Regions from separate parts of the Homo sapiens genome. Here region 2 is linked to region 1. The links are chromatin loops, found by intact Hi-C in ENCODE. Cell type or tissue: HCT116. All regions are shown on one strand.

Evidence for each region. A loop is a pair of places that touch in the nucleus more often than their neighbours do. Peaks named below come from ENCODE experiments on the same cell type or tissue, not always from the same donor. Only the 100,000 strongest peaks of a DNase experiment are listed, where the experiment ranks them.
Region 2: it touches region 1 in a loop (4-fold over the local background); 9 of 110 quality-filtered maps call a loop at or near these places.

What each region holds. Positions count from the first base shown.
Region 1 is chr2:23,194,895-23,202,894 of GRCh38, reverse strand. LOC107985792 (a long non-coding RNA gene) reads left to right here and starts at 3,966. Exons shown (of 9, transcript NR_171639.1): 1 at 3,966-4,086. In HCT116, CTCF peaks have their summits at 3,175 and 3,378 (motif pointing left); a DNase peak (open chromatin) is centred at 3,354; H3K27me3 peaks cover 2,278 bases.
Region 2 is chr2:23,456,327-23,464,326 of GRCh38, reverse strand. All of the region lies in intron 1 of KLHL29 (kelch like family member 29), which reads right to left. The region is part of intron 1 of LOC124907741 (a long non-coding RNA gene); the gene reads left to right. Among named protein-coding and RNA genes, the nearest start is that of LINC02923, 73 kb to the right of the region's middle. In HCT116, a CTCF peak has its summit at 3,892 (motif pointing right); a DNase peak (open chromatin) is centred at 3,906.

The sequences.
Region 1 (8,000 bases):
ATTACGGACAGAATTGTGTTTCCCCCCAATTCATACATTGAAACCCTAACCCCTAACATGACAGTATTTGGAGACAGGACTTTAAAGAGGTAATTAAGGTGAGGCAAGGTCATCAGGGTGGGGCCCTGATCCAATAGGACTGGTGTCTTTATAAGACGAGGGGACCCCAGGGATGTGCATGCACAGAGGAAAGGACTTGTGAGGACAAGCAAGGAGAGAGGCCTCAGGAGAAAACAGCCCTGCCCACATCTTGATCTTCAACCTCCGGCTTCTAACTTCTGTTGTCTAAGCCACCCAGTTTGTTGTACTTCATTATGTCAGTTGCCCTAGCAAACAAATACAATTGACTTAAGACACACCATCAATTTAACAGTAATTGGGGTGAGAGGGAGAAAAAAAAGAAACACTGCATTAAATGCACAAATAGTCTGCAAGGATGCATATTAGCATCAAGAAGAAATGTTGTAGAAAACTTAGAAAATATAGAAAACACATGGAAGAGACCCTAAAAAATCTTACATAATGACAGTACCCAGGTAGGACCATTGTATTGTTTTATATCACTGATACAAATACACGAACATACTCATTTTGTGTAAAATTTGTGTTGCTGTTTTTCTCTGATGTTATAAATATTTTCTGATATCAAGACCTTTTTTCAAACTCCATTTCAATAGACGCACACCATATCACATTACACCATTTGTTCTCAATTTACCTAATCTATCATTATTACATATTTATTATGTCCAGCTTATATAACGTTTTTCCTATTTTAAATGATGCTCTGATGAAAATCTCTGGAATCTTTGCCACATCAGGGATAATTTTCTACGGGTTAATTCCCAGGCTTGGAATTAATGAAACAGAGAATGTGAACATTGTAAACAGAGGATATAAACAGAGGAGAAAAACATTTTGTGATTCTTGATGCCAAAAATTTTAGGTAATTCTATGATTCCCTTTCCTAACCTGAACACTTGATTTCAGATATGATGTGACCAGTAGATGTAAAAAAGAACCATAATTTTTCTCTCCTGGATACAATAGACAAGTTAATGCAATGTAAAGGAAAGGATTTTTTTTTGTCTTTTGTGTTTATTTTGATTTTGAGCTGGAAAACAATGGCTACCTTTGAGAAAGAGAAAATAATATAACGTGTGAAAGCCAATTCCAGGGTCTTGGAAATTAGGATGTCATCACAGTGGAGCTCTGGGTGAGGCATGGGTTGGGTTATGTCATCCAGGCCATCCTAGAGGATCCCCACTGTCACTGCCAGATCAGAACCCCTATGCAAAGGGACAGAGAGCATCTCATTGCTGACCCTTACTGGGGCTTGCCTGAGTAATGGCAGACTCCAGCCTTTATGACCAGAGACCCAGATTGCCATCTGAACACCTAGACCACCCTACCTCATTGCTCACACAGCAGTCCCCAGCTCCATGAAGTTAGACTAAAAGGTGTGCAGAAGCCTCACTGTGGGGCAAGAGGGACACCTTTGCCACTCCTCCTAGGGCAATCTTAAGTTAGGAGCCCTTAATTCTAAATTTTACGTGCCTCCCCCCCCAACCACAAGAACAACATAATGTTTTGAAAATAATTAATATGTGCCTAATTTCTGGATCCATTGTAGTTTTAACACAATGAGCTGAAAGGTAGGACTTTGAATTTTACTGGGACTGTGCTATGCTTTAACCTTGCTCTTTGGTACAATATCTTTAATATAAATCTATATGTCACATACGCTGCTGTTACATTGTTTTCATATAACCATGTTTGACACCCCATTTGACAATGTCAACATTCACAGTGGTTCCTCAATGCATTTGACAGTATCAGCCCTTAAAATGTTTCACAATACTTCCACGTAAGCACATTTGACAGGATCAGCAGTTGAAATATTACACAAAACTATGTATTTGCAGTTCTGAATACCAGCAGTGACTGTTTTCACAATATCTGTACATAGTGACTGCTCATTCATTCGGTACACATCTTGTTTTTCTTTCGAGAGCTTATGAAACACCAAGCTCTGTGATAGCCTTTTTGACGTTGGGTACAAAGATCATTAAGATTTAATGGACACGCTCATGAAATTCCAAGTAAACAAAAAATCAAATAGCTAATAACCAGCATTTATTGAACACTTACTGTGAGTCAGGATTTGAGCCAAGGGGTTTTCATGCAGCAACTCATTTCATGTAGCTACAACTGAAGAGATAGGTTATAGCAATCCCATTTTACAGATGATGAAACTGAGGTGCTGAATTGTTAAGCAATTTGTCTGAGCAAACAGCTGGATAGAAGTAGAACTTACTGCTCTCAGGCTTTCTCTCTTTACTGTGTGCTTTTCAACTTGGAATTAATGAAACAAAGAATGTGAACATTGTGAAGAGAGGATATAAATAAAGGAACGAACATTCATTATGCCATAATTATTATAATGGTGTGGGATTATAAAAGTGCCTTCAGAACAAGGTAAAGCAGGCATCAATCTCCTGGGGACATTGAAGGAAGGCTTCAGGAGAGGGAAATATTCAAAGGAACTTCAAAAGCTTAATAGAGTGCGGTCAAGTGGAGAAGATGTGAAAATGCAAAAAATGTTTGTAAATTCCAGGAGGCACTTAGTGGTTAAAGAATGGGGTCAAGTTTAGGAGGCCTGGAAGGTGTGTGAGACAGAAGCAAGATTGAGAAGACTTTGAATGTGTCAGGGAGGAAAAACTTTTCTTCTACCCTCTTAGGTTCAGTTACTGAACCTACATGCCTGACAAAAGACAGATAACAGGAGAAAAGGCACAAAATTTTTATTAATATTTATGTGAACATGAGTCCACAGAAAAAAATCAGCGAAACTCAAAGAGGCAGTTAGACTTAGGGGTTTATATACCATTTTAACAAAGGAAAGAGAATTCGGGCTTTGAAGGGATGATAAATTATGGGGAAGTGACTAGGAAATATATTGGGGAACTAGTGGAAGACAATGGTTATTTTAGTAAGGTCTGTTATGCCAACTCATCTTGGTATTGACTCCCATCTCTGGTGATAAGAGTCACTCTGCCCTCCCTTCCTAGTGCAGGGTGAGAGTCACCTTCACAAAGGGAAATTTGTCCCTGCTTTTAGACAGATTCGGGGGTCAGAGAACTCTTCCTCCATCTGTTGATTCTCAATTGCCTTCAGCTCAAAATAATCCACATGCCAAAGGGACATATTTCAGGGTGGCATATTCTGATCCCCTTCAAATGCCATGCTAAATAATTTAGGCTTTATTTTATAGCAATGAGAGGTTTTAAGCATAAATGACGTAGTCAGATTTGCATGCTTGAAAATGCAAAATTGGGGGGTTGTTAGAAGGGAAGCTGCTTCAGGCTGTGCGCCCCCTTGTGGAGAAGAGAGAGAGAGAGAAAGTGAGAGAGATGGAGAACTCTGCATTGGGATTCCCTCCCTTCTTTCCATCTTTCTGAAGGAAAGCTGGGATTTCAATTTTCATCCTCCCAGGCGGCTGCTGTCTGGAGGCTGCTCCATCTGTGCAGGGCTTATCGCTGCTGTTTCCAAGAGGCCGAGCCCCAGAGAGCCTCTTAAGTTCTACAAAGCCCACCTGGGGAGCAAGCAAACATGGAGCCTCCCCCAACCTCTTGAAGGATCTTAGTGGAGGCTGCCTGTGCCCTAGTGCACCCTTGCTGGGTCCTCAGCAAGTCTATCTTGCTCACCCCCGCTTTGCAAATATTTAACTTCAGGATCAGCTTCTCTGGGTGACATCCAAGGGGGAGCTTCAACTTTCTTGTTTATTTTAGATCCCAGGGACGCCCCCACAGGTAGACGAAGAGGGTCCAGAGAAAGGTGGGGATTCCCTAACCCCTTCTTTCTTGGCACAGACAGGCAGAGAACACCTCTTTTCTCACCCCTGGGCAGCCCCAGGAAGTCAATCCTTCCACTATTCCTGCTCCGTGCCTCTCTTCCCTCTGCCCAGATTCCTGGGAGACTCAAAACCCTGTTCAACTCTCTCTGGGCTAGCTGCTCCCCTCCCCAAGAGGATTTCTCTCCAGAGCTGGTATCATCGCTTAATGATGTTCCACCAACAAGGGGAAGGTAATTGATTGTTAAGTGAAAATATAAATTGTAATTGAATCCATCACATTTCAGTTTTTCATTATCGTGTGACAAGTCTCTTAGTGCATTGGCAAGGACTGCAGGGATCAGGGAGGGCTGGAGAGAGAGATAAGGACAGTTGTCTTCCGTTTCCTTATCCAGTGTGGTAGGCTTGCACTTTCAAATTGTAAACTGCCTCACTGGGACTCTTGCACACATGAGTGTGCATGGGTGTGCACACAGCTATGCGCTGGGTCAAATGAATTCATATTCAAGAACTGAAGTGGAATGCTTACAGGTCCTCGGCTGCGATGTGTTGGTCCAGTTTGAGCTTCAGTTTTGTATTTCTAGCTTCCCACTGGACGTTCAGTTTATTTAATAAGTTCATGCTGTCCCAAGCGTTGTGCTGCACACGCTCACTGTTTTGATCTAATTTAGTATTAAGGAGGAAGTATAGTGTGGTGCTTAGGAAGTAGACTTGAGAAACAGTTGGCTTGTATTAGTCTCGTGGTCCCACTGCTTAATAACTGTGTGGCCTTGGGCAAGTTTCTAACCTCTCTGTGCCTCTGTTTTCTCATTTGTAAAATAGGGATAATAATGAATATTTACAGTTTAGGGCTATTGTGAGGATTAGATAGGGTTAGTTTAGGTAAAGCAGTTGGAAAAATACGCCTGGTTAAAAACTGATACCAAATGATTTTGATATCAGGGTCATGCTGGCTTTATCAAGCAAGGTGGGATTTGTTCCTTCTTCTTTATTTTCTGGAAGTGTTTGTGTTAAGTTTGGCACTCCTTCCTCCTTAGTGTTTAACAAAATTCATAGTTTTGATGACAAATCAATTTGTTTCATAGATACGGGGCTGTTTATATTTTAAAATTCTTCTTGTGTACATTTTAGGTTGAGCTTTCAACAAATGTTTCTCTTTTATCTAAGTCAAATTTGGAGGCATAAAGTTGCTCCTTTTATTATATTTGTCTATAGGATCTCTGAAGATCTTCCTTATTGTACTTCTGATACTGGCAATTTGTGGTTTACTTTCTCCTTTACTTCTTGATCATTCAAACTGAGGAGATTATCAACATTATTAACTTTTTCCAAAAAACAACCTCTGACTTTGCTGATTGTCTTTATTGGTTGTCTCTTTCCGTTGCATTTATTTGTCATCTATTTATTGTCTTATTTCTTGTACCTACTCTGGGTTTAATTTACTCTTCATTTCTTAGCCTCTTAAGGTCGTGGTTTAGATGATTGCTCTAATGTGTTTCCTGTTTCCTGAGATAGGCTTCTGAAGCTATACATTTCCCTGTTAGCACTGCTTTAGGTATAGCCTACACAATTTGAAATTGTTAACATTCCACTGAAAATATTCTGTGCTTTCTTTTGTAATTTATTCTTTGATCTTTGGACTATTTAGCAGTATGTTTAATTTCCAAATATTGGGGTGATTTTCTTGGTGTGCTATTGAGATTAGTATCTAATTTAATGCCGTTGTCACCAGAGAATATACTCTTTATGTTATTGGTCTTTTGAAATTTATTGAGACTTTCTAATGGCCTAGCATATGGTTTTTTGGGACATTTTCTGTGCACTTGCAAAAAAATGTATATTTTACAGTTTTTGGTCTGTTTTATAAATGTCAGTTCCATGAAGCTGGTTGATTGAGTTGTGCAGATCTTCTATCTGCTCTCTCCTTTTTTTTTCTTCAACTTGTTCTATCAACTATTGAGAGAAGAGAATTTAAAGTCTCCATTTATCTTTGTGGATTTGTCTATTTATCTTTTTAGCACAGCCACTTTTTGCTTCAGATATTTTGAAGCTCTGTTTTAAGGTGCATACACATTTAAGATGTTTATATATCTTTAATGGACTGAAACTTTTATAATAATAAAATGTCCTTTTATATCTCTACTAGAATTCTGTGTCTTGAAGTCTACTTTAATATAGCTACACTATTTTTCTTATACTTAATGTTTGTATAGTATATTGTTTTCCATATTTTACTTTCAATCTATCTGTGTCTTTATATTAAAATTATGTTTACTGAAAGCAACATAAAGGCTTTTCTTGCTTTTCATTCAGTCTGATAATTTCTGCTTCTTAAAAAGAACATTTAGTTAATATGCATACTTACTGATATGATTGCTTTTAAGTCTAACATCATGTTATTATTTTGTATTTTCCATTCTGTCTTTTGTATCTTTTTATCTTTTTCTCCTTTATTCATTCTTCCTTGTTTTGCGTGAATGAAGCATTTTTAGTATTCCATTGTACCTTTACTATTGATCTTTTTGTTATACCTATTTGTACTATTTTTAAAATGATTGTTGTAGTGATGACACTATTCATCTTTAACTTACCACAGTCTCCCACTCCCATGGTGCCATTTTTGCCCGTTAAAAATTATGGATGGCTCAACCCCAACTCTTCTGGAAATTATGGACTACATGTTGAGCACCCCTGATCCAAAAATCTGAAATCTGAAATGCTTCAAAATCCAACATTTTTTGAGTGCTGACTTGATGCCACAAATAGAAAATTACACACCTGCTCTCATTTGACAGGTCTCAGTCAAAATGAGTCAAAAGTTTGTTTCCTGCACAAGGTTATTAAAAATATTGCATAAAAATCACCTTCAGGGTATGTACATAAGGTGTATATGAAATGTAAATGAACTTTTGTGTTTAGACTTGGGTCCCATCCCCAAGATATCTTATTATTTATATGCAAATATTCCCAAATCCAAAAAAATCTGAAATCCAAAACATTTCTGGTCCTAGACATTTCAAATAAGTGGTACTCAGCCTGTAATATTATTTCATGAATAATGTAAGAAATTTATACAGTAAAATTCCATTTACCCTTCCTACACTTTGTTCTTCTATGTTTTTTACTTCTACATATGGTATTAATTCCATAATACATTTTTAAAATTTTTGCTTTATATGGTCTGTAGGTTGTTAAAAGTGTGTGTGTGTGTGTGTGTGTGTCTATGGATAGATTTAGAGGGGAAGAAAGAAAAAGAAAGAAATGAGAGAGAAAGAATAAAGGAAAAAAACTCTGAAAAGTATTTACACACATTTTAAAGCTTTTATGATCTTCTTTATTCTTCTGTAAAGATCCAAGTTTCCATCTGGTATCATTTCCTGCAGCCTGAAATACTTCTTTTAATATTTCTTATAGTGCAAATCTGTTGGCAAAAAATTCAGATTTTGTTTATCTGGAAAAGTCTGTATCCCACCCTCATTTTTGCAAGGATATTTTGCTGGATAAAGAATTCAAGGCCAGCATGACTTATAATGCTTTTGTCTAATTAAACATCTCATTAAATTGTTTTCTGGACTCCACTGTTTCTAACGAAGTCAGCCATTCTTTGTCATGTATGAATGTCGTGGATCTATGTCTTTCCTTTGATTTTCAGCAGTTTGACTGGTTGCCAAGATGATGGTTTGGTTTGTTTTGCCCCTGCTTGTCGTTTATTGAGATTTTCTGAATCTTTCAGTTGATGTAGAATTCTTGGCTGTCATCTTTTCAAATATTCCCTTTGCTTCATTCTATCTTTTTTCCTGGGACTTTGACTTCATATATGTTAGACCATCTGATATTATTTCAGAGATCTCAGATGCTCTGTTTCTTTTTTTCTCTGCAGTCTTCTCTCTACCTATTTTAATTTGGATAATTTCCTGTTTTCTAGTTGACAAATCCTCTTTTGTACTATATCTAGTTTGTAACCCTGTCAAATGAACTATCTATTTCTGAGATTGTAGTTCTTTTATTTGTTTTTAGCATTTCTATTTTGTTCTCTTTTATAGTTTCCCTCTCCCTAGACAAATTCCCCATCTTTTCACATATTGTCCACAATTTTTTGGATCCTTTAATGTATTTATCATACATTTTTTCCCCCAAACTCCCTGTA
Region 2 (8,000 bases), 260 kb before region 1:
TGTCCCAAGTGGTCAGCAAGGGCTCTGGGGGCTCCGGGGGCTCCGGGCTTGCAGAGACCCTGGGGAAATGAGCCTCCAACAAGTGCAAACACACTGTGCTGGAAACTCATAACCTCTGATTACTTGGATGGAATTCAATTTGCCACTTTCAAAAGTCTAACAAAAACAGACTACCCTCCACCCCCATGTAATCACTGAATAATATTATAATCATTTTGCATGGAAATTGCATTATTTCCCTGATGGAAGCATAGGCTTTGAACCTCTCAGGGCTTCACCCGCTACATTACTTTTCAAAGTATGAAGTAGCAGGTTCCAATTATCTGAAAAAAATTTAAAACAGTAACAGCACAATACATAGTGTGATCCAGATGGAGAGAATACACATTTTCCAGGACAGGCACCTTGATTAGTGACTGTGATTGTTAAACACATTTCAGGTAATACAGTGATAATGGACATTAATAGTAGCAATAGTGCTGAAGTGCTGAAATATAATCATTTCTGATTATATTACTCTTTCTTTTTGTGAAGCGCAGTGCATATTTCCAAATGACTCTATGCTCATTAAACTACACAAAAGCCCAACAGCAGATTGGCAGAAAGGTGGTCAGAAGGGGCTTACGGCTCCTTGTGTTTGGAAAGTGGTGAAGGATGTTGGTCAGAGTTCTTGCGGGGCCCAAAAGACTCAGCAGAAGACCCGGTGTTCTGTCTTTGGGCTCCATCAAGAGACCTCTGCCTACATTCACAGACATAGGCTACCAAACAGCCACTACAGAAATGCTTATACGTGCAATATAACAAGCTGAGGGGTTTTAAATGAGAATTTTGTACAGTAAAATTTTTTGTCTATGCCATCTTTTCCCTCCTCCCTCATTAGCCCTCAACAAGGTGTTGCCTTCTATTCAAGATATCGAATATATCCACTGATAGATTCTGTATCAGTAAGAAGACTCTAATTAACACAAATATGATGTAGTATAAATTTTAGTGTCTGTATGTTATTATAAACAGACTTTTGAAGGTCACTTTAACAAGAATCATAACAAATTATTGCAAAGAGACTGTGAATATTTACCTATAAACCAAATGAAAAAAAAAAAAGCCAAAAACACCTGCTTCAACTTGGGATAGAATTCCCAGGGAAGGTCTAATCCTCACATTCAAAAAGTGCCATGACGTTCCAAAAAATTGTCAGAGGACTCAAAAAGTCACTCTAGTGATTAAAAAAAAAAAAACTACACTGAAAAAAAAACATGGGAGGCAAAGCTGCCCAGAACAAGTTTGAATAATTACTCATGAAATATAAGTGGAAATATTTCTAAATTAACATTTTATTTTTATTTATTTTTTAATTAAAGATGGGGTCTTGCTATGTTGCCCAGGCTGCCCTCGAACTCCCGGGCTCAAGCAATCCTCCCACCTTGGCCTCCCAAAATGCTGGGATTACAGGTGTGAGCCACCATGCCCGGTTAGCATTTTATATAGTTTGTAATTTTTAACATTTGAAACTAAAATAATTAAACATTGTAAGTATACTTTTTTGTTGCATCTATATTCAAAAAAATTTAATATATTCAGGTTGGCTAAAAAGTTTTTGGAAAGCTTTTCTTTGGGAAAGTGGGGAACTGCCTTATGTTTGGGCATAAGATTAATTTCTTAGCACTGATGGGCAGTCCTTATCCTGTCAAAGGTCTGATTTAATCCACCAGTCAAAGCCGCTAGGGACACTAGAAGGTCTTCAGTCCAACAACCCCTATATTTTGCAGATGAGAAAACGGAAGCCCAGAGAATTCTCTGTCCTACCACGGAATCATTATAGGAAGAAGCCTAGAAATCAGAGCTGGCTGCCCCTCCAGACTCCCTAGTGACAGAGGCCACAGCCTGGGGCTCTTTCTGTCAGTTGGGGATCATTTGGGGCTGTGAACTCACAGGTGATAGACCAGCCTCAAAGAACCCACCGGCAGCAGGCTAGGCCAGCCATCCAGTGTAGCATAGACAGAGCCTGTTTCCTCTCAGGAGGGAGCTCCCTCCAGATCACAGACCAGGTAGCATTTCCTATGCTTTGCCAGAACTCTGCCAATGTTTTCAAAAAGAGAGAGACACATGTATTTAAAAGCCTACATACATATAAAAATGTGTCTGGGCTCTTCTTTCCAAATGGGAGGAGTGCTGCTGAAATTTGCCAGGTGGGAGTCATCCTTGAGTCCCACCTGTCAGTCACCTGCCTCCCTCAGCAGCTGAGATTCAGACAAAAATCTCTTCTCATGGGTGGAAGGAACACAGGTGCAGCCCCTTCTATTAGGTTGGTGGAAAAGTAATTGCATTTTTGTCATTAAAAAAAAAAAAATGGCAAAAACCGCAATTACTTTTGCACCAAACTAATACCTGGGAACCTCAGTTTCCCTCTCCCTAGGGGCCATCAGTCCTGGGTCAGAAGCGGGTGTCACTTCTCATTAGGGCTCCTAATGCAGAGCAGGGAACCACCGCAATTAAAAACCCTGAAAAGCAGGATCATCGCTGGCTAACGATGCAGCTTTGTGCACTGAGATCTACTTTAAATTTTATTAGGCAAAGTCATCTATTTCCCGCCCCCCTGCCCCCCCAGCAAAGATAAAGAAGGGGTACACTGGATAGTGGGGTGAAGTAGCTGATAGAGAAGGCAGAGCGAGTCATACAAGGTAGAGGGGTCACGTATGGATACCGGGTCCATTTAAAAGGCTTAGGCAGCAAAAAGTGAATTTGACTTCCCATCAGCACAATTCACTCAAGTGTTTCTCTGTCGATAGGGCATTTCAGCCAGAGCACCTAGAAAAATTAACAGCTACGCGAGAACTCCTAATCAACAAGAAGTGGTTACCTCAAAGCCGTACTCTTTAAGGCTAGAGGCATAGAATTTTTAGAGCAGCTGCAAAAGTGTTGAAACATGAATTATGAATTGAGATCCTGTGGCTGCTCAAATCTAGTCCCAGAGCTCAGACCCAAAGTAGGAGACAGAAAGAACCACAGGGCATCTCATGTTTGTTTATACGCCCAGTCTGGGAGCCACATCCTGGCCCTGCAGTTACTACTCACGTAATGTCAAGCAAGCTACCCGACCCCTCTGCCTCAGTCTCTTCAGCTGTGAGATGGGGATAACAAGAGTGTTTCCTCCATTGGGTTGCTGGGAGACTAAACAGGATAATACAATAAAGTACTCAAAAAAGTGCTGGACACAGATTTGATTCTTAACAGATGTTGGTGATTATTGTTTGATTTTGTCAGCCACCGGGACGATCTTTCTAAGACACCAATCTGGTTTCCTCTCATTTGAAATCCTTTAGTGGCCTCTCAGCGCAGACACAAAATCCAAGATACTTGGTATGATATCTATGGCCACAGCTACTCTGCAAACTTCCGCCCTTATCAGTCACGGTGCCTCTGCCCGGAACTGCTGGAAGCTCCTGAGCTTGCACGATGCTCCCTTCACGGGAAGCTCCTGAGTTTGCACGATGCTCCCTTCACGGGAAGCTCCTGAGCTTGCACGATGCTCCCTTCACGGGAAGCTCCTGAGTTTGCACGATGCTCCCTTCACGGGAAGCTCCTGAGTTTGCACGATGCTCCCTTCACGGGAAGCTCCTGAGTTTGCACGATGCTCCCTTCACGGCTCCATGCCTTTCCACACCTGTGGCCTCCACCTGTCTTGTCTGTCCCTCATCTTCTGCTTGGCCAGCTCCACTGTGTGTCCAAGTGCTCATCCTCTGAGCTCCTGTAGTTACCACATGCACATATTAATCTAGCCATTTTCACCCCATTCTTGTTTGGGGCAAGATAATTCTTTGTAATGGGCTTGTTCTGTGCATTTTAAGATGCTTAGCAGCATTTCTAGCCTCCACCCACTAGAGGCCAGTAGCATCCCTTCCCCCCTACATCATGACAAAAATATCTCCAGATAAGTTCCCAGATAAGTGCCCAATGTCTCCTAGGATGGGGAAAGGAACAAAATCATCCCTGGTTGAGAACCACTGCACTAGAAAAAACTATAAGCCCCGTGAACACACAGGCTATAACTTATTCATGTCTCTATCACTGGGACCTGGTCCAGTACTTGGCAAATAATACATGCTCAATAAATGGCTGTTGACAAGGAAAGAAGGAAATGAAATAAAATAAATTTAGTGCTCATAATAAATATCCTACTCAAGGTTGAGATAGGCATGTTGGATCAAGTAATGAATAAATGAATGAGATACACAGTTTGCTAACTGAATAAATACACAGTAGGTATGTTGAACAAATACTTCTCATCATTTCAACATTTGAAAGTAAAATTTTGACTCCAGGATACCCTTCCAGCTTCTCCTCTACCTGTCCTGCTTAGCTCCTCTGCTTCATGGTGAAACTTCTGGAAAGGCTGCCTAGGCCTCCTGTCAACTTCCTCACCTCCCATTCACCCCTTAGCCCATCACTCTATCCAAAGTTCTCTTGTTAAGGTCACCAGTGTCCTCCATGGTGCTAAATCCAATGGACGGTTTCCACTCTTTATCTTGTGTGCTATCCCAGAAGCTTTCAACACTGGTGGCCACTCCTTGAAAGCAGGGATGAAAATCAAGTTTAACAACTGATGTGGCATGGGCACTAACCACTATCACAGTGCATGCACCGACAAGTCAGAATGGTCACTGGGCATCCGTGGCCAGTCTCACTGTGCCTGCGCATACAGGCTGAATGCAAGTCTTGCTTGAAGCCCTTGCTTCCCTTTGCTTCCACAACACAACAATCTCCTGTTTTTAATCCTGCTTCATTGGTCGTCATTTCCCCATTTTGCCGAATCACCCCTGCCTCCCTGGCTATTAGACATCAGAGCTCCTAGAAGATGTTTTGCCAGGCCCTCTTCTCTTTTTTTACTCCATTCTCTTCTTCCCCTGGATGATCTAATCCATGCTCAAGGCTTCAATCACTCTCCATATGCTGATGACTCTCCAAAACATATTCTCTCCAGTCCCACCTCTCCTCTGAGCTCCGGATCTGTACATCTCACCTACTTATCTGACACCTTTAATGTGATGTTTCAAAGGCAACTCAGACTGATCATGCCTCTTCCTCTCACCCAAACAAATCAAAGCAAAGAACTCTGGGCTTCTCCAGTGCTTCCTGTCTCAGAATAGAGCACACCAACCATCTTATATCTAGATGTAACCATCTAATCAGGCACAACCCTGATACCTAGGAGCCATCCTGTGGAGGCTTTCTCCCTCCATACCCAGCCCATTATGACCCCTCGACATACCTCTTACCTCCAGCTACTTCTCTTCACCTCCCCACTGCCACTGTCCTCTCTTGCAATAGTCTTTTCACTTGGTTCTCCTGAATCCTTGCTTGCTCTTCCCCAATCTGCTTTCATGTTGCAGCAAAGTGCAAATCCGATCCTGTTTCTCCTCTGCGTTAGCCTTCACCATTAGACTCAGATAAAGACTGGAGGCACAGCATGGCTCCAAGACCATGCATGCACCAGCTGCATGTCCTCTCCTGCCTCATCTCACCCCTGTCCCCGTTCTCCTCTCCGCTATGACCACTGGCCTTCTTTCCATTCCTGGGATGCTGCACTTGTACTGCAGGGTGTTTCCACATGCTGGTTCCTCTCTCTCTTCACCTGGTTCATGCTGATTCTGATGCCAACAAAAGCAGCAACTCTTGAGGGAAGCAGTTCTTGACGTGAGGTTGCCACATACCATCCTGGCTGTAGAGCTATGAGAACACGTGTTCATAATTATAATTTATGTTTGTGATTATATGATTAATTTCTTGTCTTCCTTGCCTAGAGCATAAGCTCTATGTAGATAGAGGATTACCTCTGTACATAGTCCAGGGGCCAGCACGCGATAGCCTGTGGCCAAATGCAGCTGGTTTTGTCAATAGAGTCTTTCTGGAACAAGGCTACACCCATGTGTTTATGTATTGTCTATGGCTGCTTTTGTTCTACAAGAGTTGAGTAGTTGCAACAGACAAAATGGCCCTCAAAGCCTAAAATACTTACTTTATAGAAACAGTCTGCCAGCCCAGCTCCAGTGGGAGCACCAGTGCCTTGCAGAAAGCAGACATTCAATACAAATGTGTTAAATTAATGAGCAAGTGGGCAAGCTGAATAAATGAGCTTCCAGTAGGTCCCTGGTGTCTGCTGAGTAAGTGACTCAAACGGGCCCTCTCTGGGGCAACGCCGGCCACCTGCAGACGTGCACTGACGCCTATAGCACTGTTACTGACATGCTGACCCTCACGCTTTTCCCCAGGAGCAGGCATCCTTACGTTTTATTTTTTTTTAATTTTTATTTTTTGAGACAGAGTCTCGCTCTGTCGCCCAGGCTGGAGTGCAGTGGCGTGATCTCAGTTCACTGCAAGCTCCGCCTCCCTGGTTCATGCCATTCTCCTGCCTCAACCTCCCGAGTAGCTGGGATTACAGGTGCCCGCCACCACGCCTGGCTAATTTTTTGTATTTTTAGTAGAGACAGGGTTTCACTGTGTTAGCCAGGATGGTCTCGATCTCCTGACCTCGTGATCTGCCTGCCTTGGCTTCCCAAAGTGCTGGGATTACAGGTGTGAGCCACCGCGCCCGGCCTTACGTTTTCTTTAGAGTCCCAGATAATAGGTCTTGCCAGGCAAGGAGGGGACCTTTCATCTGACTGCAGGGACCTTGTTCCTGGTGCTTCAGAGCCTGGGAATTTATTGTTGGCCATCCAGCACCAGTGGGACGCTGTTACAATCCTTGTGACACTCCTAAAAGCAGAACAGGGAATTCCAGAGGCACCCCCACCTCGGGGAACACAAGGTGACGGGTTGAGGGGTGATCCATGGGGCCAAAGGAGTAGCACTCACACCGCAGGGGTCCTGGAGGGGAAGGGCCCCAGAACCATGCCAAAACCACTTAATGGATCAGAATCAAAGGAGAGGAAGATGAAGGAAAGAATTAAGAACCTCTGGCTGTCTCTTCTCTAGGTCCCCACAGCTCAAAGCCACCACTTCTCACAGGAAAGGCCTGCCTTAGTCATTCCAGACTCCAAAGACCTGGCCCCTCTGGGCTCAGAGCCCATATGAGTTCAGCATTGGTCAAACATCATCCTACACCAGTCACTGTGCATGTGAGGGTTACTCTGCACCCTGCGCTCACTCAGGGCACGGATTGCTTTAACCTCCTCCTGTTCCTGTCACCAGATGCCTCTAGCTCCAGTCCCCGGCGTCGGGAAGGCACAGGGCCTGGCACAAGGGAGGGTCTCAGCAGATGCCTGGGGAGGGGCCTCGGAAGGCCTCGACCTCTGCTGCTCCGGCCCTGACACCTGAGATGCCGCCACCCTGCTCCCTTCCATGTAGCCAGGCCTGCTTCTGCGGTGGCCTGTGTGACCTGGAGCAACCCTACCACCTTTTTTCTCCCTCTGCCTGGCTGTCTCCGCAAGTCCCCGTCAGCACACTTCAAACCAGCCTGGGTGCACAAGGGAGACAGCATCTATTGCCAGCCCTGGGTGACTGGACCCCACAAGGGCTGCCATCCTGGAAACATCTCCAAGTGCAGGCATAGCTACCCCCTTTTTTTGGTGGGGGAAGACTCCAGGATCTTAATACTCATAAATAAGTTGTCAAAAATTCCCACAGCAGCGATAACGCTGCATTCAGGCTGAAGCGTGCAATGTGGCAGGAACAGAAAACGCAATGCGAGCATTTACACCCAAGCACAAGTAGCCAGAACCCCGCAGAGCTGGCGCGGGAGAATGTTTCCGGCTCCTCACTCGTGGGTGCTAGACGCACGCATCACGTGGCCTTACTAGAGACGTTTCAGATTTAGTTCTCGGATATTTTGTGAAGATCCACGGAAAAGAGAATGAACACTCCTGAGCATAGCCCAAATCACTGCTCCGAAGATTCTAGAACAAATGTTTCCACCTGCATCTTCCTGGGTTCCTGGCACAGCTCTACAAGCACTCAGCTGCTATGGGGAGCATGCTGGGGGTTCTGTGGAGGTGGCTCCCTCT